Regions from separate parts of the Mus musculus genome. Here regions 2, 3, 4, 5, 6 and 7 are each linked to region 1. The links are chromatin loops, found by intact Hi-C in ENCODE. Cell type or tissue: heart. All regions are shown on one strand. Region 1 holds the start of Hcfc1 (host cell factor C1). Region 2 holds the start of G6pdx (glucose-6-phosphate dehydrogenase X-linked). Region 3 has its middle 18 kb from the start of Mecp2. Region 4 holds the start of Irak1 (interleukin-1 receptor-associated kinase 1). Region 5 holds the start of Mecp2 (methyl CpG binding protein 2). Region 6 holds the start of Idh3g (isocitrate dehydrogenase 3 (NAD+), gamma). Region 7 holds the start of Fam3a (family with sequence similarity 3, member A).

Region 1 (4,000 bases):
TCCTTGAAGAGGCTTCAGCTGGGACACAAGCTGAGGCTCCATCTGGTGTCTCTGCATTCTTCCCTGCACCCATATGGATCTCTATATTAAAGTTCTCTGCACCCATATGGGCACCCACATAAGCCTATCTTCCAGCATGCAGAATGGTGACATGATGATAGGAGTCAGATCCTGTCAACTGAGGAGGACATCCAGGAAGGGTATAGATAAAGCAGTCCTTCCTGCAAATGGAATCAGAGTCTACCAGAGTCAGAGATGAAAGTCACATACAATGAAACTAATTGCCCAAGTCTCCTAGGAGAATCAAGCTGGCTTCTTTGTAGCTTAATTCCTTGTACCCTTGAACTGCCATGACCCTTGTTCTAGGCCAAACAGCTCTTTAGAAATTACCCCTAGCAACTGACAGGGAAGACACATAGTGTTGGCTCTTAGGTCTTGGGACTATTGGGAATATCCTGCCAAGTGTGACAATGTATCTTGCCTTCACTCCACCTCTATTTCTGTAGAAACTAGTTGTGTAGCAGGCATTTGCTCCAAATTTCAACCACTCTGTCCAGCTAACAACTTCCCAGCTAAGGAACATCTTCATAAAATACATGTTCTTTACACATGCCTTTTTCTTGTGGTTGTATAGATTTAAGCACCAGCCACTGTCACCTCCAAGCTGGAACAGAGGTAGCTTTTTGGCTTGCAGTATTTATGAGAACATTCTATTGTGCCCAGGACTGTCCATTGAGATTTTTCTGCAGATGTGAAGGCATAGAAAGGGACACTCCCAGATTTGGATAACCATAGCCACCTATAAGCCCCCAGCCCCCAGAGGAACTAATTGGTAGCTTCTGATTTTGAGAACAAAACATGCTGAATTCAGTTAAGCCCCTGGAAGACCAGCAGCTCAGATCCTTTATTTTACAGGAAAGTGTTTGGATTATAAAAGAGACTGGCCAAGGTCACCAGCTCTTAATGGTGCAACAATATAAACAGGGGCTCATCTCTGGCCTTTACTAAATGAATATTTGCAATTGGATAAACTAAAGCTGAGAATACTAAATAAACTTAATACATGAAAAGAAGATTATTACATATTGTTTACAGTATGATATGGTAATTTGCACATGATATTGATATCAAATTATAAGATCTACAGCAGGTTCAATACAGCAACATTAAAGTTATTCAGGCTGCCAGTAGAGCTTGTAATTTAATTTCTAGATCTGTACAAAGCAGCTACAGGACCTATAGTGATCTGTACATATCCTTTGATGACAAAGTCACAGGTGTTTCTGATACTCCTTGTTCTGCTTCCTACATTTTCAACTATAGGAAATGTCAAAATTCCACTAGTAGTTAAAATAAGGATGGAATAAAGAAAGGTTAGTGTGGAGAAATAATCTGCTTTTAGTGTGTGCTCTGGGACATCAGTTTAGGACCTCTGTGCTACAACCTGCCTATGACAGTGATGACAGTGCTGTGTCTAAATGGCCTCCTTGGAGACTTGGAACGTAGACATGAAGACGATAACGCTCCTTTTTCAAGGTTGTTGTGTGAGCTTACAATATTGGCGCGAAAAAAAACAGCGTTCACCATCCGGGGATTTTTACTTCTCTGCCTTTGCTGGGGAAAATTCAAATCTCAAAAAAGGGCGGACCCATAAAGATGTTGTACGCCTGCGCAAAGGTGGGGCGAGAAGCCCTGGGAAGAAGGCGGGGCGGGTGACGCGAGTGGCGCAGACTGCTCCCGCGCTGGCTTTGCTCCGGTGCCGGTAGCCTCCCAGGGCCGCTGGCTGCGGGTAGCCTGGTGCGCTGCAATTCAGAGCGCGTGGCCGAGTCCTTCGGGAGGCGCGGGCGGATGTGGAGACGCCTCGGGGTGTTGCTGGCGCTCCTGGGAGCGGGCAGCAGCTCCGCCCCTGTGAGCTCATGGCGTCACCTTCCGCTCTGGCCCCGCCTGCAGCTACCCGCTGTAGCTGGGTTCTAAGTGTCGCAGAGTGTTCGGAGCGGGAAAAGAGATGCTTCTCAGCAAAGGGTGCAATCGCAGTATTCTTTGCCACCCTTAACTACCATGTGTCATGCCGCCACTGCTAGTTAAAGGCCATTTCTCTGGTTTGTGTCCCATCAGCGACCTGGGAGACAGTTCCCAGGGGGCGTGGCCAAGCGACTGAACGGAGTTAGATTTTCATCCGGGCATCCCTAGATGCCGCGGCCATCTTTGTTTTGTGCTGAAACTCGCTATTGACGCCCGCAGACGACCGGGCGTGGGGAAGTGGCAAGATGGCGACTCCCAGAGTGGAGGCGTGGAAGAGCCCTGGTGGGGGGGAGTGCAGGGCGGGGCACTACTGCACCTGACCTGAACTCTACTGTCTCTAGCTTACTGCACAGAGCACCAACTCGCCCGCAAATAGACAACGCACTGGTTTTTAAAGAAGCTTTTAATTCTTTATGAGCTTTGGGTCCTTTAAGAGGCTTGAGACCAGAGTCAAAGACGTGCGAAGGCGGGGAGGAGGGGGAAAGGTGACGTCTTCTGACCCCGCCCCCTCGCCCGATAGCCGCCATGTTTAGTTGTTACTTCTTCACACAAGATGGCGGCTCCCAGGGAGGAGGCATGATCGCCCTGCCGTTACCGCTTCTTCTGCCGTACAATTGTCACTTCGGGTCTTAACTCCTGCTCTTTCGAGCGGCTCCTGTGGGAAGGAGTCTTAAGGAGGGAAGCGAGGATTGGACGCTGCCTTGCGTTTGGTTTGCTGTGGAAGAACTGTCCAGGAAGAAGAGGATAGGTGGGGTGGGGGGGGGAAGAGAAGCTAGTCTCAAGATGGCGGCTCCCAGGGCGGCCGCCACAGCCTGAATAGCAGAGGCGGACTCAAGGGAGAGGTGCAAAACCTCTCGAGCCATACGGGTCGGGGCTTCGAGCAGCAACTGAGAGTTGGAGCCCGTTCCGCCAGCCTCTGACACGCCTTTATTACTTAGGAACGTTGGGGTTCTGCGATCGGTGGTTGTACTAAGTGCTGGGTGGGGAAGCAGGACGGTTTCAAGATGGCGGCTTCCACAATTGTGGTCTGACTGTCGGCGAAGTTGAGACAACCGCGGCATTTGTGGCTCTTTTCCACCCGCCCCGGAAGCCAGCCAGTGCTGGGGACGGGGGGTGTGGGAACCGGGCCGGGGCTCCGCCATTTCCGGCGGGGGAGGGCTACGACTGAGGAAGGGAGGAGAGAGAGGCGGCTCAAGATGGCGGCTCCCAGAGCCTCCTGCTCGAGGTTCTAAGCGGGAACACCCAGGCAAATAGTTAGAGCGACGGCGCTCAGTGGCCTCCAGCTTCTCGGGAATAGGTGCTCTGCAGTTCTGAGAAGCTTTTAAGGATACGAGCTGAGTGAGAAGGGGGGGAAGAGCCAAAGGAAGGAGGATAGTTAAGATGGCGGCCTCCATGGAGTCGTCCACCGCTGTGTAAGGAGCCGCTTCTTCGTGAGAGCTGCCTTAGACGAAAGGGGGTGTGTGAAGAATTAAGGGTATCCTCCCATTCAGTGACCTCTTCCCACTGCATCCTTAACCGGAACTATGGCTTCGGCTGTGTCTCCCGCAAACTTGCCAGCGGTGCTTCTGCAGCCCCGCTGGAAACGGGTGGTGGGCTGGTCGGGTCCCGTGCCCCGACCCCGCCACGGCCACCGTGCAGTGGCTATCAAGGAGCTTATAGTGGTGTTTGGCGGCGGCAACGAGGGGATAGTGGACGAACTACACGTGTACAACACTGGTAAGTGCTACCGCCCTGGGTTTCTCAAAGTCTTCCCTCCATCTCTCTCCTAACCCTTCTTTTCCCTATCTTCTCTTTTCCTATCTCACTCCCCTGATGTGTTTTCCTTCTCTCTTTGCACTTATTGCCATCTTTGCTTTCTCCCTGATTTTTCAACCCCCGTTCTTACACCCCCGTACTCTTCTGTGTTTAAAGGTTGCATTTCGGTACTTAGAGAAACCCTCTACTCCGACTGGTGAGGGGGAGGGGATGTCGCGGGCGA
Region 2 (4,000 bases), 460 kb before region 1:
AGACAGCTCAGTGGATAAAGGCCCTTGCTATGCAAGCCTGGAGACATGAGAACATATAAAGGTGGAAAGAAGATAGCTGACTCAATGTTGTCCTCTGAGCTCTACACATTCTAGCCATGGCACCTGTGCTCCCTGTACAAATCATACATCATGCATGCATGTGGGGGGCACACACACAAATAGTAATTTTTGTAGCATGCCAATTATGTCTCAAGAAAGCTGTTATTGAAAATCGCAATGGGTGGAGCAAGAGAGATAATGGTTCAGGGATTAAGAGCACTTGTTGTTGCAGATGTGGCTCACAAACATCTGTAACTCCAATCCAAGGGGATCTGAAACCTTCTTCTGACTCCCTTGGGCACTAGGAAAGCATAGCAAAGCACCTATACACATAAAATAACATCTTCTGTAGAAAAGAAAATAATCATGGTAAAGGATTGTAATGGGGTGTGGATTAAAGTTAACTATGAGCTGATAGTCACAGCTAAGAAATGTGTACATGGAATTTACTATATTATTATTTCTACTTTTGTACATTTTAAATTTTTTCAGTAATTCAAGGCTGACAGCGCTATCATCTTTCACCTGCATTACTGCAATAATCTCTTTACGGGTCACCATGCTTTGCCTTTTCAATGGCCCTTTGCAGTTAATTGGCCCCACTGGGGCCAATTACCTCAAAAATAACTCAAACTACTTCTCTTCTCTACCATGAACTCTTTCAGAGTTTCCATTTCTCCTAGTGTTAAAAAGCAAAGTCCATACAACAGCCTACAAGATCCTATACCACCTATACTCCCTTCCTTCCTCTCCACCAACTATTCTCCCTTGCCCTCTCTGGTCCTTCCTTTTTCCTAGGAAATGCCAAGACAACACATTCCTTCTCAGGTCAGATAAATGTTATGAGGACAGGCAAACAGATTACTATGAATCATTTGCAAAGTAAACTGAGGTGCAGAAGGTAAGACCTTTAGTTGTGAAGGTACACGTGAAAACTTTTTAAAGACTTCAAATGCACTCAAGTTTGATAAACAGCCTAGCCTGATGGCGAACACCTGTTGCTCTAGCACTCGAAAGGCTGAGGCAGAACTTTGAGTTCGAGGTCTACCTGGCCTACAGTGCAAAACGTGTTTCAGAAACAGTTTGATCAACAGAAAATGTCTGCTACCTAAAGAGTTCTAGCACTAGGGGCCAAGCCCTTAGGCGACAGCTGCAGTGAAGGGAAGGGCAGATTCAATCCGACTAGCCTAAATAATCTGGGTAGCGAATAATTAGAAGCTTGCGGCAGAACAAACTGGGCCTAAGGTGGGGGGAAGGGTGTGGACCTCTGGAGTCTCGGAAGCTACGAAACAGCCACCGATGGAGCCCTGTCTTTGGAGAAGAGGACCACACCTGTCAGCAGAGTCGGCCAGAAGTGAAGAGGGCAGGAGCAGAGGGATCCGACCGCTCCGACAGAACCGGAGCTCCTAGAAAGTCCTAGTCAGGCGGTCACCCTTCCCTTCTCTGCAGTGGAAAACTCCACTTCCGGCTTCCGGTGTCGTAAGTGCGGGATCCGGAAGTAAAACACAGACTCAAAGGCTTGGAGATTAACCAGTGAATCAAAACCCCAAAGTGCCATACTCTGTTCCAAAGAAAAGTCTTAGATCGCCAGCCTGCGTCGGCCAGCAGAACACCAGAGCTCTCCTCACTGATAAACATCACACACTTATACACACACTTTTTTTTTGAGACAGGGTCCCATAAGACCAGGGTCTCGAACTCAGAGATCTACCTGCCTCTTTTTTCCCGTCTGCTAGGATTAAAGTAGTGCGTCACCACGCCCACACTCGCCCCTACCCCATTTTCAAGGCACCGCATCCGCACTAAAACACCCAAGTTTCAGTCTGGTCCTGCTACTGGGCTCTCTGCCGCTGGGCCCCCACCAAGGAAAAAGCCTAGAGGAAGCTGCGAAAGTCCAGCTCCGAAGCCAAACTAGCAGCTAGGGAAGGCGTGGCTATGCTGCTAACGGAAGTGGGGTCATCCGGGAAGGTGCAGGGCCTCGAAGGTCCAGCGGAAAGCTAGGCCATACATAATGGCTGGGTGACACAGGAGACGGGGACCCAGGAGAACTGTGTGGAGCTGCACTTATGACAAGACTTTGCGATCTCGAAATTGTAGGGGCAGCGGCATCGGGGAAGGCCAAAGGGCGGGGCTGGCCAGGGATGCGCGCGCATCTCCTCCTGCAATGATAGACTAGCCCGAAGCTCCTCCCCTCCTGCCTCTCCTGAGGCGGGTCAGCTCAGTCAAAGCACACGCCCTCTTGCGTTAAATGGGCCAGCGAAGCTTAGCCCCCGGAAACTGGCTGTGCGCTACAGATCTGTGAACGTGTTTGGCAGCGGCAACTAAACTCAGGTAAAGGGGTGGTCTGATGGCATGTCGGTGGAGGGACATGCTTCACGCTTGTACGCCGCGAGTCCCTTTGATGCGCGCTAATCTACAAGTTTTTAACCCATCCCTTTGTATCCCGCACTTTCCCCGCATTGGGCCCATGAGGACTAGACCTTTAGAAGAGAAGGGACTTTCGGGGATCACCCAACTGGGCCAGAAGAGAGCCGGAGCTGAACTCCATCATCTGCACAATCAAACGTGCTCAGTTCATTGTGGAGTTTCTGGCAGACACCCGAGTACGATACGATGGTCCCATATACAGAGTGTGATGCCGTAACCAGATTTTATCTAGCTGCCCACAGTGGATGTCCTAGGTGAATTATATTAAAGCTTTAGTACTTTCGTAATGTACAGCCCCTAGCGAAGGCAACTTTGGAGGTTATGGCTGGAGCTCAGAGGCAGCAGTTTCTGAATCTCCGAATGCATGTATGCTCGCGCGCGCGCGCGCGCGCGCGCGTACACACACACACACACACAGAGCATTCCCGGCCAGTGGTTTTAGTAATCGTCACCAGCCTGGTGAGAACCCAAAAGACCCTTGGATAAGGTTAAGTTGTCAATGCTCTTTCGTTCTCCTACCATATCAATGAGTCTTTTCTTCCACCAGAAAACATCATGGCAGAGCAGGTGGCCCTGAGCCGGACCCAGGTGTGTGGGATCCTGAGGGAAGAGTTGTACCAGGGTGATGCCTTCCACCAAGCTGATACACACATATTTATCATCATGGGTGCATCGGTGAGTCTCCCTTCAGGCCCCGAGTCTAAAAGATGAAATATAGCCTTGTGCAAGGCACTTCTCTCTCTCTATCTCAACTTTCCCAATTGACGGAACTGCTGAGGTACCCACAAGTTCTACTAGGTTGAACTCTATGGCATATACTCCACCTGTGTGTCCTGATCATCACAGCAGTACCTGATATACATGTACTTGTGTCACATCTCAGAACTCTGTGCTGAGCCATTGAGTGGAGACCAGACTTGGACCATCACAGGTGCTAAAGCACCACCCAGTAGCACTTCTTCCTCCTGGATGAAAAAAAAAAACTGATGTGCAATCAGGGAAAATTCTGATTTTAATGAATCTGTAATTTGAAAAATATTACTGTTAATTTCAGTGGAAGAATCTGAGGTCCTGCCTCTCCCTCTTTTCTTTCTACGGCATGAAGTTCCCTAGGGATAAACACCTCCTCTTTGCCATATCTTCCAAAGCCTACTGCAAATTTCTGTTCATCCCACCTAGTCCCAGCTCTGTTAGGAAAAACTGAAGAACAGAAGCAGTCAGAGGGGTGTTGTATTGACAGTACACAGTGAGACTGGAGCAGGTGGGGGCTTAGTAAAGTCATGGCTTAGACCAAATCACCCCCTTATGTGCTATGTGGCAGCAGGGCACGTTCAGTGGCCAGTGTTCGATGGCAAAGGTAAACTCAATTGCTTGCTTTTAATCCTGGAATCAGCTCACCCTCGTGTGACCATCTTCACTATTAACTTATTGTGTAATCTTGGACAAGAACTTCATCAGAACTAGTGTGTTCTTGAAAGGGTAGCCACTGGCTCAGCACCTTCCACCCTGGACC
Region 3 (4,000 bases), 140 kb before region 1:
TCAAGAATCTAGTAGTTGCTCAGTCCCACAAGGCTAATTTTTTCAGCTGGTCTTCTATATAACCTGGAATCCTGAAGAATCTGGTTCTAACAGATGTGCTGGCAAGTAAGTGAAAGCAAGCTAAGAATGAATCTTCCTTCTTCCAATGTCCTACAGAAGCTGTAGCCCAGATTAAAGGTGCATACTACCATGCCTGGATCTAGAACTTGCTTTCTCCCAGACTGACCTTGAACTCAGAGATCTGGAAGTAGAAACTACTAAGGCTACACAGAGAAACCCCATCTTAAAAAAATAATAAAAAGAAAAGAAATGGTGGTAAGTATGTAGGGAATGAGTAAACCTTAAATACTGCTGTTGGGAATGTAAACTGATGCAACAAATATAAAAGTCAGTAAAGATCCCTAAAACACACACACACACACACACACACACACAGAGAGAGAGAGAGAGAGAGAGAAAGAGAGAGAGAGAGAGAGAGAGAGAGAGAGAGAGAGAGAGAGACTATTCAGTTAAATAAGTCCTGAACATAATATCCAAAGCTCTCTAAGTTTTACCACAAAAGTAGTTGTGCATCCATGTTTATCACTGCACTATTAAGAAACAGAATATATTAAGAAACAGAAACAACATAGATGTCATCAACAGGTGAATGGACAAAGAAAATGCGGTCCATATACATATTTGGCTGTAAAGAAAAATAAAATCAAGTACTTTTGGAAAAAATGGATGGAGTTCAAAATCATTATGTTTAGGGAAATAAACCAAACTAACAGAGACAAATACTGACACAATGTGGTAGCACATGTCTTTAATCGCAGCACTTTAGAGGCAGAGACAGGTAGATCTCTGTGGGTTTGAGGCCAGCCTGGTCTACCCAGTGAGTTTCAGGATAGCCAGAGCTACATAGTGAGACCCTGTCTTAAAAACAAACAAAAAGGCAGAAATATATTTTAATTTTTTTCAAATATTATTTTTAATGATGGTTCTTAAATGCTTTAACTTCCCTTGTAGCCCACCACCCACCAGAGGTAGTGGGAAAGAAAGAATACAAGGGAAGTGGACCTGTTTAGAAAGGTTCTTTGGAGCAACTCTCGTCTGTGTTACTTAAATTTGAACATACACACTCACACACAAGAGGTGGGGGGAGGGAGAAGAAACTAGAAAGGGGACATTGAGAGGAGAAGAAATCTTAAGTCAGGGGAGAGTAGTAATAGAACATATGTGTCCTAGTTTCATTTCTGTTGCTATAATAAAATATTTTGAGAAAAAGCAGCTTAGAAGGAAAGGGTTTATTTGCTTACAATTCCAAGTTATAGTCCATTGTAGCAGTGAGTTTTAGCTACACCACTTTTGGCTCCCAGCGGGTTGCAGGAGCACCCACCCAGGAGCTATTTTTGGATCCGTGAATGAAAGGCACACACACATAAGCTTATTTTTAACATGTATTACTAGCTCAGTGGTTGGGCACTTCTAAGCCTCCCGCAGCTAGCATGCCCTTCCCTCTGGTATTCCTGGCTCAACACCTTCTAAATCTACTTTTAACTTTGCTGCCCTGTTATGGTCTGTGAAGCCCATTGGTCTTTGCTGCCTAAGACACTTCTGGGCAGCCCTTCCTGGGGCTGCTTTCCCTTTCCTCCTACATTTTGAATGATCTCCCCTCTGCAGCTCGAAATCTGTTCCATGTCTCTCTGCCAGGTCAAGGCAATTCTCCTTTTTCCTCCTTTGTCTTAGCCCACACAACACTAAGAGTCCCACCCCATCTCCCTTTGCCCAGCCATTGGCTGTACAGCAATTCTTTATTGCTGAACAAATCCAGCTGGGGGCAGGCTTTCTTTAGCCTGGTGTGCAGGACACTGCAAACAGGTGTTTTTGTCTTTGTTTTTGTTTTTGTTTTTCTGGTAACATGATTAGCAAGAGAACACCAGCCACTACAGTCCATAGTTATAGAGAAGTTCAGGTAGGAATATGAAGCATCTACCTAGTTACATCCATAGTCAAAATCAGGGACCTGGTCTCCAGGTTCCCTCAGCATCCCTCAGCCCCTACCTGGCATACCCTGCCCTCTGCTCTGAACTTTCCAGCCTAAGGGCAGGTCCTCTCCTCCCCGAGAGGCTCTTCCCTATATAATGTAGACATTTTGGTCTCTCTCTGTGTCTATCTCTGTCTCTCTGTGCATTTTCTCTTTCCTTATGTATGCAGGTTCTTTCTCTTTTCCCCATCCCCTCTGTCTCTCTCCCTGGGGTAACTTCGCTGGCCTAGTTCCTTGGGACCAGTAAAACTGCCCTAGAGCTGCTTCCCAACAAACCTGCCTTTATATACTCTAATCTGGCTTGAATTGGCTCATTTCGATGGCAGAGAATAACTTATCACCGATCTAGACAATTCTTCATTGAGATCTTCTTCCAAGGTGACTTAAATAGTTTTGAGTTGACATATAAAAGTAACCAGGGTTAGGGCTGGAGAGATGGTGAAGGGGAAACTTAAGGGTTCTTTGGAAAGTCAGTTGGATGGTGTTTTGTTGGGGCAAACACATGAAGGAGCGTTTTCCTGAAACAGACACAGATGAAAGGCTAAGGCAGACTCATGAAGGAACGTTTCACTGAAGCAGACACAGGAGAGAGGATGTTCTGCTAAAACAAGTACCTGAAAGGACACATGATGAAGGATTCTTTGCTAACAACACACATGTATCGGTCCACCTTACATTGTGTAGTTGAGCTGCATTTGTCAGGACTCCATAAAGAGAAATGCACCAAAAGACTTCTGGTGGTATACTATGGTTTCTTGCCACCTCTGCCAACTCGGCCTGATTGGCAGAGTGATGTCATCTGAGACAGTGTTGAGACAAAACACGTGCTGAGTCAAGACCCGTGGAGGACCTGTGATGTTTGGAGGGTATAAAAAGGAATCGACAGACAGTGACTGGGGCTGAGCTTGGCAGAGCTAGCTGTGCAATGCTTGTGGGTCTCCTGTCTTCCCTGGTCTTCCTTTCCCTGGGAGAGGCACAGGCAAGAACTTCTCCTGGTATTCCTCCTGGTCCCTCTGGCTAACTTGTGCCAAGGCTGAGGCCTAACTGTCTCTGCTAGGTTGTGTCACCACTGTTGCTAACCCAACTCTACAGAACTGCACTGCTGGTGTATTCCTGAAGTGTTTGCAAGTGGATCGAGCTGCCACTGCCTGCTAAGCAGTGAACTGATTTCCTGACAACACAGATGGGAGTTGCTTCAAAGAACCTTTCTAAACAGGTCCACTTCTCTGGTATCCTTTCTTTTCCACTCCCTCTGGTGGGTGGTGGGCTACAAGGGAGGTTAAAGCATTTAAGATCCATCATTAAAAATAAGACTTGAAAAAATTAAAGTTACAAGATGGTTCAGTGGTTAAATGGATTTGTTGTTCTTCCAGGGGACCTGGGTTCAATAGTCACCACCCATGGGACAGCTCATGACTATAACTCCAGTTCAAGAGACTCTGATGTCCCCTTCTGGCATCTGTGGGCACCTGGCATGCCCATCATGCATATACATACATGAAGGCAAAACACTTATACTCATGAAATATATAAATCTAAAAGCCAAAACTAAACTAAAGTTCTAACCAAGGGCTATAAAAAAATGGTTCCGCAGTTAGGAGCCATTGCTGCTTTTGCTGGGTACTCAGCTTCAGTGCCCAGTGCCCAAGGTATGCAGCTTGTGACTGTCTGTAACTCCAGCTCCAAGGGATCAGATATTTTCTCGTTTGGACCACATGGGCACCGGCACTAATATTCACATACTTCTGATACACATGTACCCATAATTAAAATAGTGAAAATTAAAATTTAAAAATCTAACCAGTTATATGTTGGAACATAGAACATATTTGTCTTAGTTAAGGGTTACTATTGCTGTGGTAAAACACCATGACCAAAAGCAAACTGAAGATGAAAGGGTTCATTCTACTCACAGTTTCATATAATAGATCATTATCAAAAACAGTGAGGGCAGGAACTCAAGCACGACAG
Region 4 (4,000 bases), 56 kb before region 1:
AGAAACCACTGGAAGCTCAGCATATGGTTAACCTCTTGGGTTGTTTTGGTTTTAGTCAGGGTCCAACTTCTACTCTAGGCTGGCCTGGAACTGAGTATGTAGGGTGATCTGCCTCAGCCTCCCAAGTGCTGGAATTACAGATATGAGCCACCATGCCAAGCTTTGTTTTATAATAAGGTCTCACTGTGTAGCTCTGGCTGACCTGGAACTATGCATTGTAAACCAAGCTGCCCTTGAAATTTTAGTTATCTTCCTACCTCTGATTCTAGAGTTCTGGGATTACAGGTATGCACCACCACATCTAGTTTGACCTCATCTTGAGAGTGGCCACAATTACTGTGGCTTCAAAGAAGAGGCCCCAGTGGGAGCCAGCCATGGATCTTGTGTAGACCTTTCTGAAGACATACTATAAGTTCCTTAGAGGTCAGGCTAGTGAGAGAGAACCCTTTGTAGTTAGGATTGATATGACAAAAAGTGTTTGTTGGGGAAACTGGTCAGGAGAAGAAAGCTGCCGCTTTACAAGCATGCTTTCAGCTGGCCAAACAAGGAATACCAAGTTGCTGCCTGTGGATCATCCCTGGGCAGTGAGAAGTGAGAAAAGTTTAGAGGTACAGAACTCCAGCAAGCTCAAGGTGTGTTCAAGAGAGGAGCTGGGTTTAGGAAGTTTTCCCCACAGCTGTTTATGTTCAATCTTATCAGGAATGGCTACAGCAGGGGTGTATATGCAAACTCAATTTCAGAACAGAATAAGTTCTTTTCAGGACACCTACTAAACAGGGTTTGGGTTTTTTGTTTGTTTTGTTTTTTGTTTGTTTGTTTTTTTCAGGTTTGGTCTTGATCTGAGGTAGGGTTGCACTTTGTATCCCTGGCTGACCTGGAACTTAAACCATGCTAACCTCAAATTCACAGAGATTCACTTGCCTTTGTTTTCTGGGTGCAGGAATTAAAGGGGTGTACCACCAAGCCCAACATCTAAAGAGTTCTATCTGGCTTAAGGCTGTTGGTGTATATAAGTTCAGGTGGGTGGACAGAGGCTGGCTATGCCATCTTCCTAACAGCTCTTTTAAAGAGCTGGGCTTTAGTGATTTGTACTTGAGGAAGACCACCTGAGCAGGGAGCACTATCCAAGCCATACAGTCTGTGCAGGTGAGTGGCAATGGCTAATGCTAAGAGTAGTGCACTCATATGAAGAGGACTTCAGAGAGCATAATGAGAAAGTAGTGTGCGCTGAGATGTGTGTCATAGTGACCAAAAAGGCCAAAGAAAACCCTGAATGGAGAACAGTAGAGGAATAGGCAAGAGACACTCATTCATGTGGCTAAAGGTCACAACAGGTGGTATCACCAACAACTACTCTAGAAAGGGGTAGGAGAAGCTGCTAGACCCTACTATCCTTATGGAGAGAAGTGCAAACTAAGATAAAAGTGTGACAGAAAAAGGAAAGGGACATTTAGAGCCGAACACCATGTGTATGTTAAGAGACATAAATGTGTTAGTTGGAAAGCTAATTAGAATCCTGCACAGGCAGATTCTGTGATCTAACACTTGCTGGCCCAGCTGCTGGAAGGTTCCTGGGGGCGTGGTGGGGGCATGGAGATCTAGCACACAAGCAGTAGCATGGTATACACTCTTCCAGACCATTCTCAGGGCATCCATCCTTATCACCAAATGACTACAGTCTGCCAGAGGGCCATTTTGTTACCCATATTTAACCCTGACTGACCAACAATTTGGCTGGCTCTCAAACTGCTCCCCAACTAAAGCGAGGGTAGCCTCTCCGTGACTTTCACCAGGCTTGGCATAAACTGCCTTTGTAGAACATCGTGTAAAAACATCGTGCCCTTTGTCTCTAGAACTGGAAGTCATTCTTCATCCTGTTCAGCCCTATTCAGATGTTTGTGTAGGACCACAGACCTCGGTTCTCCCATTAGGGACTCCCTCCTACGTAGCAGAGCTCCTTCCCCGCGTCAAGGGCGGCGCGGGACGCCCCCGTGTGGCGGAAGGCCGCGGAGGGCAAGATGGCGGCGGGTCGAGCGCCGCCTCTTCCGCCCGGCCGGGTGTCGCACGAGGCCGGCCTGAAGGGGAAGTGAGTCAGTGTCCGCGGACCCGGCCCGCTAAGGCCCGCGCCCGCCGAGGCCCCGAGAGGCCTCGGCCCGGGGGCGGCGGCGGCGGCCATGGCCGGGGGGCCGGGCCCCGGGGAGCCTGTGGTTCCAGGCGCCCAGCACTTCTTGTACGAGGTGCCACCCTGGGTTATGTGCCGCTTCTACAAAGTGATGGACGCCCTGGAGCCCGCCGACTGGTGCCAGTTCGGTGGGTGACGGCAGGCCGGCGTGGGGTGGTGGACTCAGGCTTCTGGAGCTGAAGCCTGATGTTCCCCATCCCGCAGCGGCCTTGATCGTGCGCGACCAGACAGAGCTGCGGCTGTGCGAGCGCTCCGAGCAGCGCACAGCCAGTGTTCTGTGGCCCTGGATCAACCGCAACGCGCGCGTAGCTGACCTCGTTCACATCCTCACGCACCTGCAGCTGCTGCGTGCGAGGGACATCATCACAGCCTGTGAGCGAGCATAGCCCCAGGGACCCTAGGGATGGGAACCCAAGAGGGGTGACGGGTACAGAGTTTCCTGAGACAGGGAACCATATGGGAACTCCCCCCCCCCCACCCCTTCACTTAGAGATAGAGAGCTCTGAGTCACAACCCTCCTTTCCTTCCTTGTTATCCCAGGGCACCCTCCTGCCCCCGTTGTGCCCCCAAGCACCGCTGCCCCAAGGCCCAGCAGCATCTCTGCAGGCTCTGAGGCCGGGGACTGGAGCCCCCGGAAATTGCAGTCCTCTGCCTCCACCTTCCTCTCCCCAGGTAAAAAGAACCCGGGTGTTGGGCTTGATATGCCTGAGGAAAAGGCCACCATGACTGCTGACATGGCTGTAGACTGCTGCTGGTCTCTGCCTCTCACTGCCATCTTTATGAAGCTTTTCCAGGCTCCCAGACCCATTCTGAGTCAGAGCTCCTCCAGGTTCCACTCCCTGTTTCCCTCGGGCCACCACTACCATCTTCAGCCCCTTCCTCCACCAAGGTAGGTGTCTCTTAACCCCCAGGGAATTTTCCAGACAAAGAGGAAGAAACTTAACCTTTGGTGTACCACAGAGCCCAAATCAGCACAGCCAGGTCATCTGAGAGACAACTAGTGTTGAAGGGAGCTTTCAACCTGGACCAAAGGGAATAGATAGGGTCCTCGCCTGGTCCATGGTCTCTTCCAGCAGTCAAGCCCAGAGAGCCCAGTGTCTGGCCTCCAAAGAGCCCATCCCTCCCCGTTTTGCTGGCCCTTCTGTGAGATTTCCCAAGGCACCTGCAACTTCTCTGAAGAACTCAGGATTGGAGAGGGTGGTTTTGGATGTGTGTACCGAGCAGTCATGAGAAATACTACATATGCTGTGAAGAGACTGAAGGAGGTAGGTGTAACATTGGGGTAGACACCTGGAAGACAATCTATCAGTCCTTATTTGTCTAGTTCCTCCCTCCATCAGCCCCTCACTTCTGCAGTCTCCAGCCTCCCCAAGCAATTCCTTCAAGGACCCCAAGCCTTCCATAGATTTGGGCCTGGAAACAACTGGCAAGCTTGGCTCATGTCACCTACTTTCCCTACCTCTTACCCCACCATGCCTGGGGCTACAGGAAGCTGACCTAGAGTGGACTATGGTGAAACAGAGCTTCTTAACAGAGGTGGAACAGCTATCAAGGTGAGCCTTGGGGGTCCCTCCTGTCTAGGGGCACAAGGTGAGCCACACCACGGCCTCATCAGTCTTTAGGACTGCACAACACAAGATCTGGCTCCCTTGGGCCCTCAAGGCCTGGCCTGGCATGGGTGAGGGAACATCAAGTGCTGCCTACCTAGCCTGGCCTGATGAAAAGTAGTAGAACCCAGAAAATTAAAGAACTCAGACTCCACTCTTTATAACAGGTTTCGTCACCCAAATATCGTAGACTTTGCTGGCTACTGTGCAG
Region 5 (4,000 bases), 120 kb before region 1:
GATGGCTTGTTGCTCTTGCAGAGGACCCAAGTTCAGATCCTATTCTCTGTATATGCAAATACCTGTATTCTCACACCCCAACATACACACACACACACACACACACACACACACACACTACCACTCTTACCCACTTGTTTTTTACATTTCTATCTTAGTATTTTATGTGTATAAGTGTTTTGCCTGGTGCTCACTGTGGTCAGAAGAGGGCACAGGATTCCCTGAGACTAGAATTACAAATGGTTTAGAATGGCCATATGGGAAATCCTCTAGATTTCCCCCACTGTAGTAAGATATTCACTTAGGTGATCCTGTCCCAAAGTCAGCCATCATCCTTATTTTTTTTCTTTCTTTCCATCTGATATCCAATACTTTTGGCTCAATTTTTAACATAAATCTTAACTATCACAACTTATCAGATTTCAACTGCTACTGTCCTGGTTAAAGCCTTCATCATCTATCTTTCTTCAACTGCTGCCAGGACCTCTGGACCAGCCAGTTCTTCATTCTTCACTGGCAACATAGGTTTTATGGTGACAGCTAGTGACTCAAATATTTATCAAGGGCTTCTCATCTCAAAATAATCTCCTAGTTCTTTTGGTGGCCTAGGTCTCTCTCCAGTCACACTGGCCTCCTTAGTAAGGCAGGCATAGTCCTTCCTTAGAGTGTTTAAACTTGCCTAGAATGTTTTCCCCAATTACCCATATTGGGAGACGACATGAGGGCAAAAGCTAGAGGGTATCATAATAGCACTTCTTTTGTCCTTGCCCTATCTATTTCAAAGTCTTTATCTCTGTGCAAAATTTTAAGTTCTACTTTCTTGTATGTTTAGTATGACTCTTCCTTACCAGGAGTCTAGTTTGTCTCCTTGTTCAGTACTAAAACAGTGCCTAGCAAATAAATGAATAGAGAGGGGAGCCAAATTTGAATCAGAAAGTCTCTTGTTGCATAGTGTTTAAAAAACAAACAAAGAAAGAAAGTCTCTTGTTGAGCATTTGTTTAGCACAAAGAGCATTGGATGCTGACTGGTATCAGGGTAAGGCTGCTTTGACAATGCTCCCTCTGGCCTCACTCCCTTTTATACGTACTTCCATCAAACCATCTGATTCAACAATGACAGACCGATCTCTTATGGGCTTGGCACACACCATCTGCCCATTATAAACGTCTGCAAAGACCAAGGTTTGATATGTTGATTTTACTGTCAGCCTTAAGAGTGCGACATCTGCTAATTTAGTGTAATAATACAATCAGTAGACCCTTTAAAACAAGTCCCTTGGCTTGGAACAACGCCAGGCTCCTCAACAGGCAACTTTGCTACTTCTACAGAAAATGATAATAAAGAAATGCTGGTGAAGTCAAATGCTTATCACAATGGTGAACTACTCAGCAGGGAGGCTCTAATAGGCGCCAAGAGCCTAGACTTCCTTAAGCGCCAGAGTCCACAAGGGCCCAGTTAATCCTCAACATTCAAATGCTGCCCACAAAACCAGCCCCTCTGTGCCCTAGCCGCCTCTTTTTTCCAAGTGACAGTAGAACTCCACCAATCCGCAGCTGAATGGGGTCCGCCTCTTTTCCCTGCCTAAACAGACAGGAACTCCTGCCAATTGAGGGCGTCACCGCTAAGGCTCCGCCCCAGCCTGGGCTCCACAACCAATGAAGGGTAATCTCGACAAAGAGCAAGGGGTGGGGCGCGGGCGCGCAGGTGCAGCAGCACACAGGCTGGTCGGGAGGGCGGGGCGCGACGTCTGCCGTGCGGGGTCCCGGCATCGGTTGCGCGCGCGCTCCCTCCTCTCGGAGAGAGGGCTGTGGTAAAACCCGTCCGGAAAATGGCCGCCGCTGCCGCCACCGCCGCCGCCGCCGCCGCGCCGAGCGGAGGAGGAGGAGGAGGCGAGGAGGAGAGACTGTGAGTGGGACCGCCAAGGCCGCGGGCGGGGACCCTTGCTGGGGGGCGGGTAGGGGCGGGACGTGGCGCGGGAGGGGCCCGCGGGGTCGGGCGACACGGCTGGCGGATGGCGTCCCTCCTCTCTACCCTCCCCCTCCCTCTGCCGCCGGTGGTGGCTTTCTCCACTCGTCTCCCGCAATCGCGAGCGACGGTTCTCAGCGCGATCTCCCTGGAGCCACCTTCGAATGACGCCCTCCCGCTGCCCGCCCCATCTGTGCGCATCCTAGGCCCCAGCTGTGCAAGCGCCCTTGTCGTCTGGGCTTCGCCAGTTGGGGCTGCGCGCGCTCCTGCCCTTCTTGGGGCTTTGGGCCTCGGCACTGTCGCGCGCCCGCGGTCCCGGCCTCTCCCTGGATCGCGCTGTCCCCTTCTCCCTCGCGCGCCCCCACTCCCGTTACTTGCTCCCCCCTCACACACACAGACTGGCGCGCGTGCGCAGTCCATCTCCCGTTGGGAGAGTGCGCCACAAGGGCTCCTGAGCTCTTACCCCCATCTCTGGGTTTTGCTCCCTCCTCCTCCTCTCCCATTCCGTGACTTTTTGCCCCCACTGCAAGCGAGTCGGTCCATCAGCTCCATTCCCCACTTGGCAGGAACAAGTTGAGGGTTATTGTCCACCCACAAAAAGGACTAGACATTATGTTCCTAGGTCCCACAACTCATCATAAAGAGATGGTTGTAGTTCTCATCAGGAACCGTGGGCAAGGGACTGTGCGTTCCTCAGCACTCGAAGCTCTTCCGTGAGACCATGCCCGCAGGGTGCTCTGGTTCTTTGGGGATGCTGTGCTGTGGCTTCGGAATATGAGCGTCTTCCCACCCTCCCTCCCCTCCCTTCGCCAGCGATCATCCAGTTACATAAGTGGAATGGGACGTTGTATGTAACGGGCTCTCTTCGTCCTGGAGCGCTCAGGATCGCCAGTACCAAATGGGGCGAGATCATCGCATCGCTGTGACTCCTGTCACTTATCTTTGAAAGTTCATTCTCTTTTTAGTTTGGTTATGGCTGAATCACTGAAAATAAAACACAGGTGACTTTTATGTGGCAGTGGCAATGTTTCTGAGGTTTTGCACTAAAGGTTTAAAGTCATCATGGAGTCTAAAAAAGATTCCCTCTCACAAGAGAGACCCTGGTATGACATTGTTCAGTATGGACCCCTGAAGGGCAAAGCTTGTTAGGGGATACCTCTATGCTGGTTCCTTGTATGTTCGGGTATAGGTTGATCAAAACAAAAATGGGCTCCACCACAAATTTGATATTCCTGACTCATAGTCAGGCAGATATGTACTCTTGGTTAATTTTCCAGGAACACAAATGGGCTCTGTTGAGTCATTTGCATGTTGACTCCACTGTTTGGAATCATTACAGTGAGGCAGTAGGCTCAAATACAGGGTGGTTGATGACGATCATGAAACAGAATGGACTAATTTATAGTGCTAAGTGACTGAGATGTTGTAGGACAAGTTCTAGATATTTTGTTATACTACATAAATGAAACCAATTTGGGCCTGGGTAGTAAAATTTCACTAATAGGTAATTATTACTGTAGAGGAGAATTTTGGGTTTGTGGTTGGAATTATGTGAATCTCAGCAATTTCAATTAATAACATGATTAAACTGATATCTTAGGTTCTTTGAAATATGTCGAATCTCTATAAAAAGATAAAATTTGGATTGTTAGGTCCTTGGGGAGTTTCCACCAAGGATTTGGAAAAATATATTTACAGACTTTTGGTTTTTCGTTTGTTTTTAACTTCAAATTCAAGTCATACTCAGAAAGCCTAGGAAACACTTGCTTTTATTTTCTTACCTGGATATGTCAGAACCTTAAAGAGTCCAAACACTGTAAAAGTACAAATGATCTAAAATGAGTTAATACACATGGCCGACAGAGTGCATTCACTTTCACAAACACACCCAAGTCTTGCTTGTCAAAAAATTCCAAGGTTTGTACATCTGAGCCTGAGCTCAGAGTTGGAACCTTTACTTTGTTTTTATATTCTTACAACAGGTTTGCTTCCTCAGGTGCCCCTCTGGTTATCTATTTGTTGTACCCATAGCTC
Region 6 (4,000 bases), 180 kb after region 1:
AGTTTTTCTATTTTAAACTTACAGAACATTCATACAGACACATACTCAGGCAAACTACAACGAGAAAAAAAGATAGAGGGGCCTGACCCTAGTTCTTTCTCCCATTCCAGACATTCATCCAGGAAACAGTGGGGTGTCTACCCACATTACTGCATGGAGGCAAAGCATACCAAGCAGGTCAGGAAAATGCTCTTGAAGTACTTGCTAGGATCTGGCCTCGCTGTGCCCTCATCTCTCCTGCACCCTGTGAATTGGAATCCTTATTCTCCCTGTTGATAGGATCCTCAGGTCACTGTCAACTGCCAGTGAATGAGTCTGCCACCCTCATCTCTTCCCCTGCACCCTCTCTGCTGAGTCCCTACTGTCTCACCTGGACCCTGTTCTTGCAGGTCAGTGAAATCTCCACGATGAATACAGTCTCTGTAGAAATGACGGCATCTGAAGTTGTATAGTAAGAAGGGGTGATCTGTGGTTCCAGGCAGGCCTCTGCTGTGGAGAGGAGGCAAAGCCAATTTGTGTGTTCCAGGCAAAAGGGCTTACCCTGGCTCCACCTCTCAGACTTGGTGAGCTGAGGATACACATACTCTTCTATTCCTGACAGAAAGTGGGGTCTGGGAGATGGATCCTAGTACTCAGTCAAAAGTAGAGTGGAAGGGGCCAGTGAGGGCTGATGAGCCAGGCCAGAGTGAGGTAGGGAAAGCTCTGCAGAGGTGAGTCTGGATGCAACAACATGGAAGCAACAGCCATGTTTGAGGCAGGCAGGAGGCTGATGAAATTAGTATCTGAATCTATGATAGGGAGGCCACAAAGCAGCTCACCTGCTCCTAAAGTACCCCAGAAGCCCAGTAGGTCAAGGCAGCCTCAATTCAGAGCTTCTTCAATAGCCTACTGAAAGCATTCTGCAGACACTAAATGGGGTGTTGTTAACACACAGGGACTTTCAAGATAAGGGTCTCTAGACCCATCCAGGTGACAGAATGTCAAGACTGGTTCTAGTGTTTCCTGAGAGAAGTAAATTCTGGGCCCAAACACCAAACCTGCCCCTGTAAACTAAACACCCCTGAGGAAAAGTTTTCATCCAACTCTTCTCCAAATGTGATGTCTTGAAAGAATGACCGATTAAGCTAGAGAAGACCTTGTACCGGCATAAATGGCAGGAGGAAAATGCCTGGGAATGGCTCTCAAGGCCATATTCCACCAACCCTTCTGTGACCTGCTCAGCTGGGCCTTTCCCTGTAGACACTATGGAACCCCTAATAGATGTTACAGCCAGGTTTGTCTTTTTAAGACACTGCTAGCAACAGACTGAAGGATTCTCTGAGGGGTGGGTAGAAGGGATGGCCAGAGGCTACCTGTATGTACAGAAACCAAATCGTCCTTAGTTCAGGCTCTCAGGTCTGAGGTGCTAACATCTTTCAAAACACATGCCGGCACTCCAGATTGAGCTCAGCCCCACTACCACGTTACAGATGTCTCACAAATATCAACGGGTCTGTGCACGGTTCAATTTTGCTATGAACTTTGGGGTGGGATATACCAAGGCGTCACAAAAAGTCGAGGCTCTGGGCACTAAAAGCCCTTGCTCACTTCATCGGTTCCCTATCTAACTCGCCTAGTGCCCTTACTCTGATCTGCCTCCCTCTCTTAGGTTTCTCTTGGGGAAGCCTGGCCTATGCAGCATTGGTTCGTAGCTGCCAGCACTGCTCTTGTGCGACTACCTTTTGACACAGGAACCAGGGACATACATATCACCTTCCCTGCTGGAGCTGGTGGTCGGAGCATGGTACTGCTTTGGGGGTTCTCCCAAAAGCAGACAAGGAAGCAACCTGGCTGTCGGGTAAACGTGTGTGTGGTGCTTTGGTCGCCACGACACAACACCCATCGGGGGAAGATCCCGTCAGTAGCGACGAGCCCCGGGAAGGGCCAGATCCCCACCTCGCGCACACCCTTCCTCCCCCCAGCACCACCTGCCAACAGCAGGGGCGCGCCCCGAAACAAGCTCCGGCCAGGCCGCTACCTGAGCAGCAAGATAGGCCAGACAGCAGGAGTAGTGCCAGGGCGCCGAAAGATGCCATCGCCGCCATCGCCTCTTCTCTTCCGAGGGGAAAAGAGAGCAAGCCACCCTGGACATGCGGAGCAGACGAGGAAGCGCGACGCGTAAGCGGCCTCAGCACCCAATCGTGCGTCGGCGGGCTGGGTCGGGCATGGTGACGTCGCTGGCGGCACTGACGTGTCCGCTTCCCTAGCCAGGGTCCCAACCGGTCGCACTTCCCTCCTTCTCAGCCTTCCCCTCCCCAAGATGGCGGAACAGTGCTCTAGGCACCGGAAGGGGGCGTAAGAACCGGTGTGACTGTGCGCGTGCGTAATGCTAGCGTTTTCTCAACCCATACCCCGGATTTCTCGCTGTCCCCAACTGTCGCGAGAACGGTGCTTAATGTTTTGACCTGTAGAGGTCCTCACTTTTCGTCATGGCGCTGAAGGTGGCGATAGCTGCTGGCGGTGCTGCAAAGGCAATGCTCAAGCCAACTCTCCTCTGCCGTCCTTGGGAGGTGAGTGGTGAATGGGCGGTGGGACATTTGCAGGCTTACAGAGGGACTTAACACCCAATTGAGACCCGGAGTCGGGTAACGGCTCTTTGAGCAAACACGGAATTCGATTGGCTGTGCGAGCCATAGGAGGGGCGGGGAGAGGGCTGCACTCTGGGGTTCACTGGTTGCTTCTGCTGTCCGTGAGGCGGTTGGCCGAAATTGACTCTGATCTGGCTCCTCTGTGCCTTCCTCCGGAAGGGTTGGGAAGGTAGACCGCAGTAGCTAGGTGTCCCCTCCGTAGTGTCCTTGTGGAAGCCCTTTTGAAGAGGCCACGTGTCCTGGCCCACCTTGCATGTACCATCTAAGCCTGTTTCTGGACTCAGTTCCTCCTTGGTTTTCCCTCTCTTAGACTGCTTTGCCCTAGTGGAGGTGGAAAATCAGACTTTATCAGTATCTCTCTCGCTGTGTGTCTCTCGCTGTGTCCCCGCGTTCCCTCTCCCGGTTTCTCTCTGTCTCGTCGAACACGCGGTTTCTCTCTGTAGCCTGGAACTCACACTGTAGACCAGGCTGGCCTTGAATTCAGAAATCCTCCTGCCTCTGTCTCCCAAGTGCTGGGATTAATTAAAGGCATGCACCGCCGCCATCTGGCTATCCATAATCCTTGATCCCTCCAGATCTTCCGCCTACCAAGCACCTAGATACTTGATTCTAACCAAAAGGCCAACAAACAAGCCCAAACCCCTGTAATGAGAGTGAACCAGGGTTCTAAGACTGGAAGCTTCTAGGGCTTTGCTTTCCTGGTTCTTTCTTTGGAGTCTTGGTTAGCTGGTTTAGCTCCTGGGTAGCACTGCTTAGCACCAGAAAACCAACAACTAGCTCTGGGGAATAAGAGCTATGACCTCTAGGCCTTGCTCTTCCACTGACCTAGAATATGGCATTAGGCCAGCTCTCTTTTCTCTCTGGGTTCCAGTGAGGAGAGAGGACTTTATGTTCTCAAAGCATTTGCTGACTCTGACCTTCCAGAATGCCATGGGGTTTTTTGTTGTTGTTGTTGTTGGGGTCTTGGGGGCTTTTTTGTTTTGTCTTGTTTTGTTTGGGGAAGGGAGCTACATATGCTACATGAAATTCTATTTAAAATAGGGACTTCTGGTTCAGCCAGATGGCTGAGTGGGTAAAGGCACCTGCCTCCAAGCTTGGATACCAAGTTTAATCCTTGGAATTCTTGTAAAATGCAAGGAGAAAAAGGACCCCACAGAATCATCTTCTCATTGCCACACGTGTGCTATGGCTTCTTCCTCATTGTTGAGGAAAGACCAGCAGCATATAGAGGATTACTAGAGACCCTGATGGCTCCAGAAGCTAGGCTTCTGTAAACTCTTAATGAAGACCTTTCCTCCTGAATGCTTGTGTGCCTTTGTTGGGATGGGACTAGGTGGCAGTGGAATGATTGGTAGCCAGGCAGGGCTTTGCCC
Region 7 (4,000 bases), 430 kb before region 1:
GAAGAGACACAAGGTAACCCACCCTTGTCTCTGTGCGCTGAGTCTCTCACTCCCTAGTCCCCATGCCAAGTTAAACAGCCAGCACTCCCACCTTGGTGCAGATGTCCCCTACCTTTGAAGGAGGCAGAAAATTAATGCCCTTGAAGTGATAAGGCTCCCATTCTTGAGCTATCAGAAAGAGGCAACCGAGTGTTCCCAGACAGCTATGGCCAGCTTGTAAAAATACACTAGCCTCTGATTACAGAATGAGTTATTTCTCCCCAGGTCAAAAAGATCCTTTTCCAGATGTATCAAACAAACATCAGTTTTGAAGGATAGCATTCCTTTACTGCCTATCATGTAATGCCAAGACTTGAATGCCCCAGCTTATGCATCTCATTCATATATATATATGTGAATATAATTTAACCATTTAATTGTATTTTTTCCAAGACAGGGTTTTTCTATGTAGCCCTGGTTGTCCTAGAACTCACTCTGTAGACCAGGCTAGCCTCAAACTCACAGAGATTCACCTGCCCCTGTCTCCAGAATACTGGGATTAAAGGCATGTGCCACCATCCCTAGCTTTAATTGTCCATTTTAAATGATAAAGGGCTGAGGTTTTGTGTCAGCCATAAGGCATATGTATGTCAAAAGCCATAAATTTAATTTTCAGAACACACACACACAAAGTCCTGGAGAAAATAGACTGAAAGTTTGTCCCATGAGTCATAAAAGACCTGGATCTCCACCTATAATCCCAGAACTAAGTAGGTATAAGCAAGAGGTCCAAGGACATCCTTGGAAACATAGTGAGTTAAAGAATATACGAAATTCCCATCTCAAAAAATATGTAGCAGGACTGGGTGTGTTAGCATACGCCTTTAATTCCATCATTCAGAAGGCATTTAATTCCATCATTCTGTACATTTGAGGCCAGCCTGGTCTACAGATGCCCTTGACCACAAGCATTGGAGAGTGCCTATGAGGAAGTACTCAGTCAATATGGAAACTACTGTATTCTTTTTTTTTTAATATTCATTTTGTTGTTGTTGCTGTTACTATTTTATCTTTACTTAATGTTTTATTTTAAAAATTAATTATTATTTGTGTGTGTGTGTGGAGGAGGAGGAGGAGGAAGAGGAGGAAGAGATCAGAGAGGTGCCAGATCCCCTGAAGCGGTTGTGAGCTGCCTTATGTGAGTGTAAGGAATCCAGCCCGGGTATCCTGCAAGAACAGTATGTGCCCTTAACCACTGAGTCATCTCTCCAGCTTCCTACAATTTTTGAAATTTTATTTTTTTTATATAAGTGGTTTCCCTACATGTACCACATGTGGTACGTGTACCACATGCATGCCTGGCGCCTGAGATGGTCAGAATAAGACATCAGATTCCCTGAGACAGGTTTCATGCAGCTAAGGCTGACCTCAAAGTTGCTAAGTGGCCGAGGATGCTTTAAACCCTTTATCCTCCTCTCCCGTCTCCACTTTCCAAGTGCTGAGATTACAAGTGTAACCAAATTGAAAACGCTATCATCTAACCAAAACAGTGCTTCTGTAAACTTTTCTGTATTTTGGAGCATTATGGAAGTGGGGTGGAGTTCCTGTAAGTAAGACCATTGGGTCAAAGGACAGGAATGCAGCTGCCTGAGACACAGATAGATCCAGCTTAAAAGGACTGGCCCAGCTGCCCTGGCACTGTAGGCGGTCAGGGGAAAAGGCTCAAACATGAGGGTCAGGAGCAATGTTCCAAACATCCCTTCACTGATTGATACATAAAACAGAACGCTCTCACGAAAGAACACTAAGCAGAAAGAAAGCAACCAAAGGCTCAGGTTTACCTCCGCATGTGCTTCTGAACCGTCCATGCTCTTAAAGAACACATATCAACCTTAAGTCATTATCTGTGTCCCCGCATCCATCCTCTTATGAGCCATGAAAGCTCTGATATCAAGTCACAATCGGAGCTTCAGCTCATCAAATATAGAAATAGATCGCTCACCTAAGAGGACGTGTGGAGGAAGTGGGAATGGGGGCTCTGGTGTTTTATGCCCGTAATTCCAACATTTGAGAGCCTGAAGCAGGTGAATCGCTCCAAGTTTGAGAACAGCCTGGGTTACATAGAGTTAAGCAAACATGAACTGTAAAGTGTATAGTACCTCAAAGTCTAGAAGGAGATTTCATCTTGAAGCAGTGACACTGTAGGAAGCTAGGCGGCTCAGCTTTAGCACAAGAGGAGTGCACAGCCACACTCGGCACCTCCCACCCAGCCTCTGGAGGAGAGGGAGGAGGCCGGTCTGGAGGTGGAGCCTCCGTGAGGACCTGCGGACCTACAGCACAGCCTATGGGCCTATGGCGGAGCGACGCCTGTGGGCTGTGGCCTTCTGCGGGCGGCCATTGTCGTGCCTGATAAGCTTTTCTACGTGACTCACTTGCTTCACCTAGCCGGCAGAGCGAGACAACTGGGTAACTCCCTGATCCGGTCTGCTTCTCCCTACACCCAGACAACATCCTTGGCCCGCCCAATCTCTGCCACCAGCCTCGAGCGGATCGACCTGAGCCCCGGGCCTAGCACCGGAGGGATCCGGGTGGAGAAGAATCATTGCTACGCTCCAGTCCTGGAGTCTGTTAGCCAGACTGTGAGGCGCAACGGATTCCTAAGGCTCTCCTGGCCAGGCAGGACTTCTCCCAGCACTCACGAGGAACTGAGCCTGGACTGGTGTTTGGAGGAACAAGTCATAACACCGATCGCTCCCAGCACAGACTTGCCACTGCCCCCACCCCCAAACCTACTCTCTCCTGTTTCATTCCCCCCAGAACCCACAGTTCCCAAACAGTGCACCTGCGGGAGATCTCAACCCAGCTGGAGAAGTGGACATGAGGTTGGCAGGTGGGTGGCTTCCACAGCGAACTGAAGAGAGGCCAGGTGTCCTAGTGCCTGTGTTAGGAGAGGCCTGGGTGGTCACTGGTTTGTTTATTTATTAATGGATGACTGTGCACAAGCACTCATTTTATGAGCAAATTCACCTCTGAGGACTTCAGCTTCCCAAACTATAAGGATTGATTTTATATAGAGAGATAGATATAGATAGATGTTGATAATATATATAATCAATATATATAAGTTAAGGATATATATATATATATATATATATAAAATCTCCAGAGATTGAATGGATGGAGAGGAGTGGATAGTAGAGATAGAGAGATGTAGCCAGAAGAGAACTGACTTAGGTGCCTTTGAGGTTGGGTATGATCTAAGTGGTAGCTCTGCTGTCAGCTGGACTACAAACATGAATGTGCCTTGGAGGGACTGTTTGGGGTGAGAGTAGAATTTGAAAACTGGTAAAGTAGCAGCTTTGTGGATAAGTCCAAATTGGACATTAAGGAACTGGCTGGGAGGATATGAGTTCAAGACAGATCTGGGCTGGAGGTGTAAGGTGTCATTGCTGCATGGTGAAATCTCCCATACAGTATGAAGATGGGAGAAGGCAGCCTGGAAAAGAACACCTTTTGAGGAGAGAGTAATGGAACACAATCTAACCAACAAAGGGAGTCCCAGAGAATGGGGTCAGGAGACAGTACTGTCCTGGAATCTAGTAGTGAAGTGTCAAGAAAGAGCAGTCAGACAATCAGAAATGTGACATCATAAAAGTCATAGGTGGTCTTGTTTGGAAGGTTATTTAGTTGGTGTTATGGGAGCACGACTAGATTGGAAGAATTTTGGGAGAGAGTTGGGGAGTGAGGTAATAGAAATCACAATGTAGATGACTTTTATGTGTATGCTGGGGGATGGAAACCAGGGTCTTATGCATGCTGAGCAAATGCTCTACCACAGAGCTATATCCCAAGCCAGAATATAAATTTTTAAAGAGTTTGGTGGAGAAGAGGAAGATGAAGAATCAAAGAATGAGATTTTTCTTTCAGGAGCTCTGTTTCATCTTTATCTTACTAAGTTAGGACCTGTTGATAATATGAGAGAAAGTGAGATAGAAAGAAGTCTTAGCACAATGTATCTGAG

Evidence for each region. A loop is a pair of places that touch in the nucleus more often than their neighbours do. Peaks named below come from ENCODE experiments on the same cell type or tissue, not always from the same donor. Only the 100,000 strongest peaks of a DNase experiment are listed, where the experiment ranks them.
Region 2: a loop joins it to region 1, with 2.8 times the contacts of the local background. A loop is called at or near these places in 12 of 42 quality-filtered maps.
Region 3: it touches region 1 in a loop (2.1-fold over the local background); 2 of 42 quality-filtered maps call a loop at or near these places.
Region 4: a loop joins it to region 1, with 4 times the contacts of the local background. A loop is called at or near these places in 15 of 42 quality-filtered maps.
Region 5: it touches region 1 in a loop (2.6-fold over the local background); 8 of 42 quality-filtered maps call a loop at or near these places.
Region 6: a loop joins it to region 1, with 4 times the contacts of the local background. A loop is called at or near these places in 6 of 42 quality-filtered maps.
Region 7: a loop joins it to region 1, with 5 times the contacts of the local background. A loop is called at or near these places in 2 of 42 quality-filtered maps.

What each region holds. Positions count from the first base shown.
Region 1 is chrX:73,965,549-73,969,548 of GRCm38, reverse strand. It overlaps Hcfc1 (host cell factor C1), which reads left to right and starts at 3,192. Exons shown (of 26, transcript NM_008224.4): 1 at 3,192-3,738. The coding sequence starts at 3,546. In heart, no CTCF peak of the experiment used is centred here; DNase peaks (open chromatin) are centred at 1,808, 2,218, 2,538 and 3,128; H3K4me3 peaks cover 2,869 bases; H3K27ac peaks cover 3,550 bases; H3K27me3 peaks cover 1,035 bases.
Region 2 is chrX:74,427,214-74,431,213 of GRCm38, reverse strand. It overlaps G6pdx (glucose-6-phosphate dehydrogenase X-linked), which reads left to right and starts at 2,334. Exons shown (of 13, transcript NM_008062.3): 1 at 2,334-2,391; 2 at 3,035-3,162. The coding sequence starts at 3,043. Ikbkg (inhibitor of kappaB kinase gamma) reads right to left here and starts at 1,533. Exons shown (of 10, transcript NM_010547.2): 1 at 1,393-1,533. In heart, a CTCF peak has its summit at 2,294; DNase peaks (open chromatin) are centred at 1,533 and 2,233; H3K4me3 peaks cover 2,659 bases; H3K27ac peaks cover 1,871 bases.
Region 3 is chrX:74,101,445-74,105,444 of GRCm38, reverse strand. No RefSeq gene overlaps it. Among named protein-coding and RNA genes, the nearest start is that of Mecp2, 18 kb to the right of the region's middle. In heart, a CTCF peak has its summit at 1,804 (motif pointing right); a DNase peak (open chromatin) is centred at 1,514; H3K27ac peaks cover 469 bases.
Region 4 is chrX:74,021,920-74,025,919 of GRCm38, reverse strand. Irak1 (interleukin-1 receptor-associated kinase 1) reads left to right here and starts at 1,999. Exons shown (of 15, transcript NM_001177973.1): 1 at 1,999-2,310; 2 at 2,387-2,554; 3 at 2,723-2,854; 4 at 2,968-3,071; 5 at 3,256-3,447; 6 at 3,671-3,735; 7 at 3,957-4,000. The coding sequence starts at 2,175. It overlaps Mir5132 (microRNA 5132), which reads left to right and starts at 2,322; the gene lies at 2,322-2,392. It overlaps Mir718 (microRNA 718), which reads left to right and starts at 1,984; the gene lies at 1,984-2,071. In heart, a CTCF peak has its summit at 1,987 (motif pointing left); a DNase peak (open chromatin) is centred at 2,019; H3K4me3 peaks cover 1,753 bases; H3K27ac peaks cover 1,955 bases; H3K27me3 peaks cover 677 bases.
Region 5 is chrX:74,083,416-74,087,415 of GRCm38, reverse strand. It overlaps Mecp2 (methyl CpG binding protein 2), which reads left to right and starts at 1,726. Exons shown (of 4, transcript NM_010788.4): 1 at 1,726-1,906. In heart, no CTCF peak of the experiment used is centred here; DNase peaks (open chromatin) are centred at 1,645, 2,345 and 2,795; H3K4me3 peaks cover 2,285 bases; H3K27ac peaks cover 1,833 bases; H3K27me3 peaks cover 995 bases.
Region 6 is chrX:73,785,324-73,789,323 of GRCm38, reverse strand. Idh3g (isocitrate dehydrogenase 3 (NAD+), gamma) reads left to right here and starts at 2,427. Exons shown (of 13, transcript NM_008323.1): 1 at 2,427-2,549. The coding sequence starts at 2,469. It overlaps Ssr4 (signal sequence receptor, delta), which reads right to left and starts at 2,301. Exons shown (of 6, transcript NM_001166480.2): 1 at 2,018-2,301; 2 at 371-489. The coding sequence starts at 2,084. In heart, a CTCF peak has its summit at 2,364 (motif pointing right); DNase peaks (open chromatin) are centred at 2,353 and 2,653; H3K4me3 peaks cover 3,011 bases; H3K27ac peaks cover 2,517 bases.
Region 7 is chrX:74,391,544-74,395,543 of GRCm38, reverse strand. Fam3a (family with sequence similarity 3, member A) reads left to right here and starts at 2,270. Exons shown (of 9, transcript NM_025473.4): 1 at 2,270-2,869. The coding sequence starts at 2,857. It also overlaps a transcript of Ikbkg not described here. In heart, a CTCF peak has its summit at 2,213; a DNase peak (open chromatin) is centred at 2,303; H3K4me3 peaks cover 1,488 bases; H3K27ac peaks cover 1,331 bases.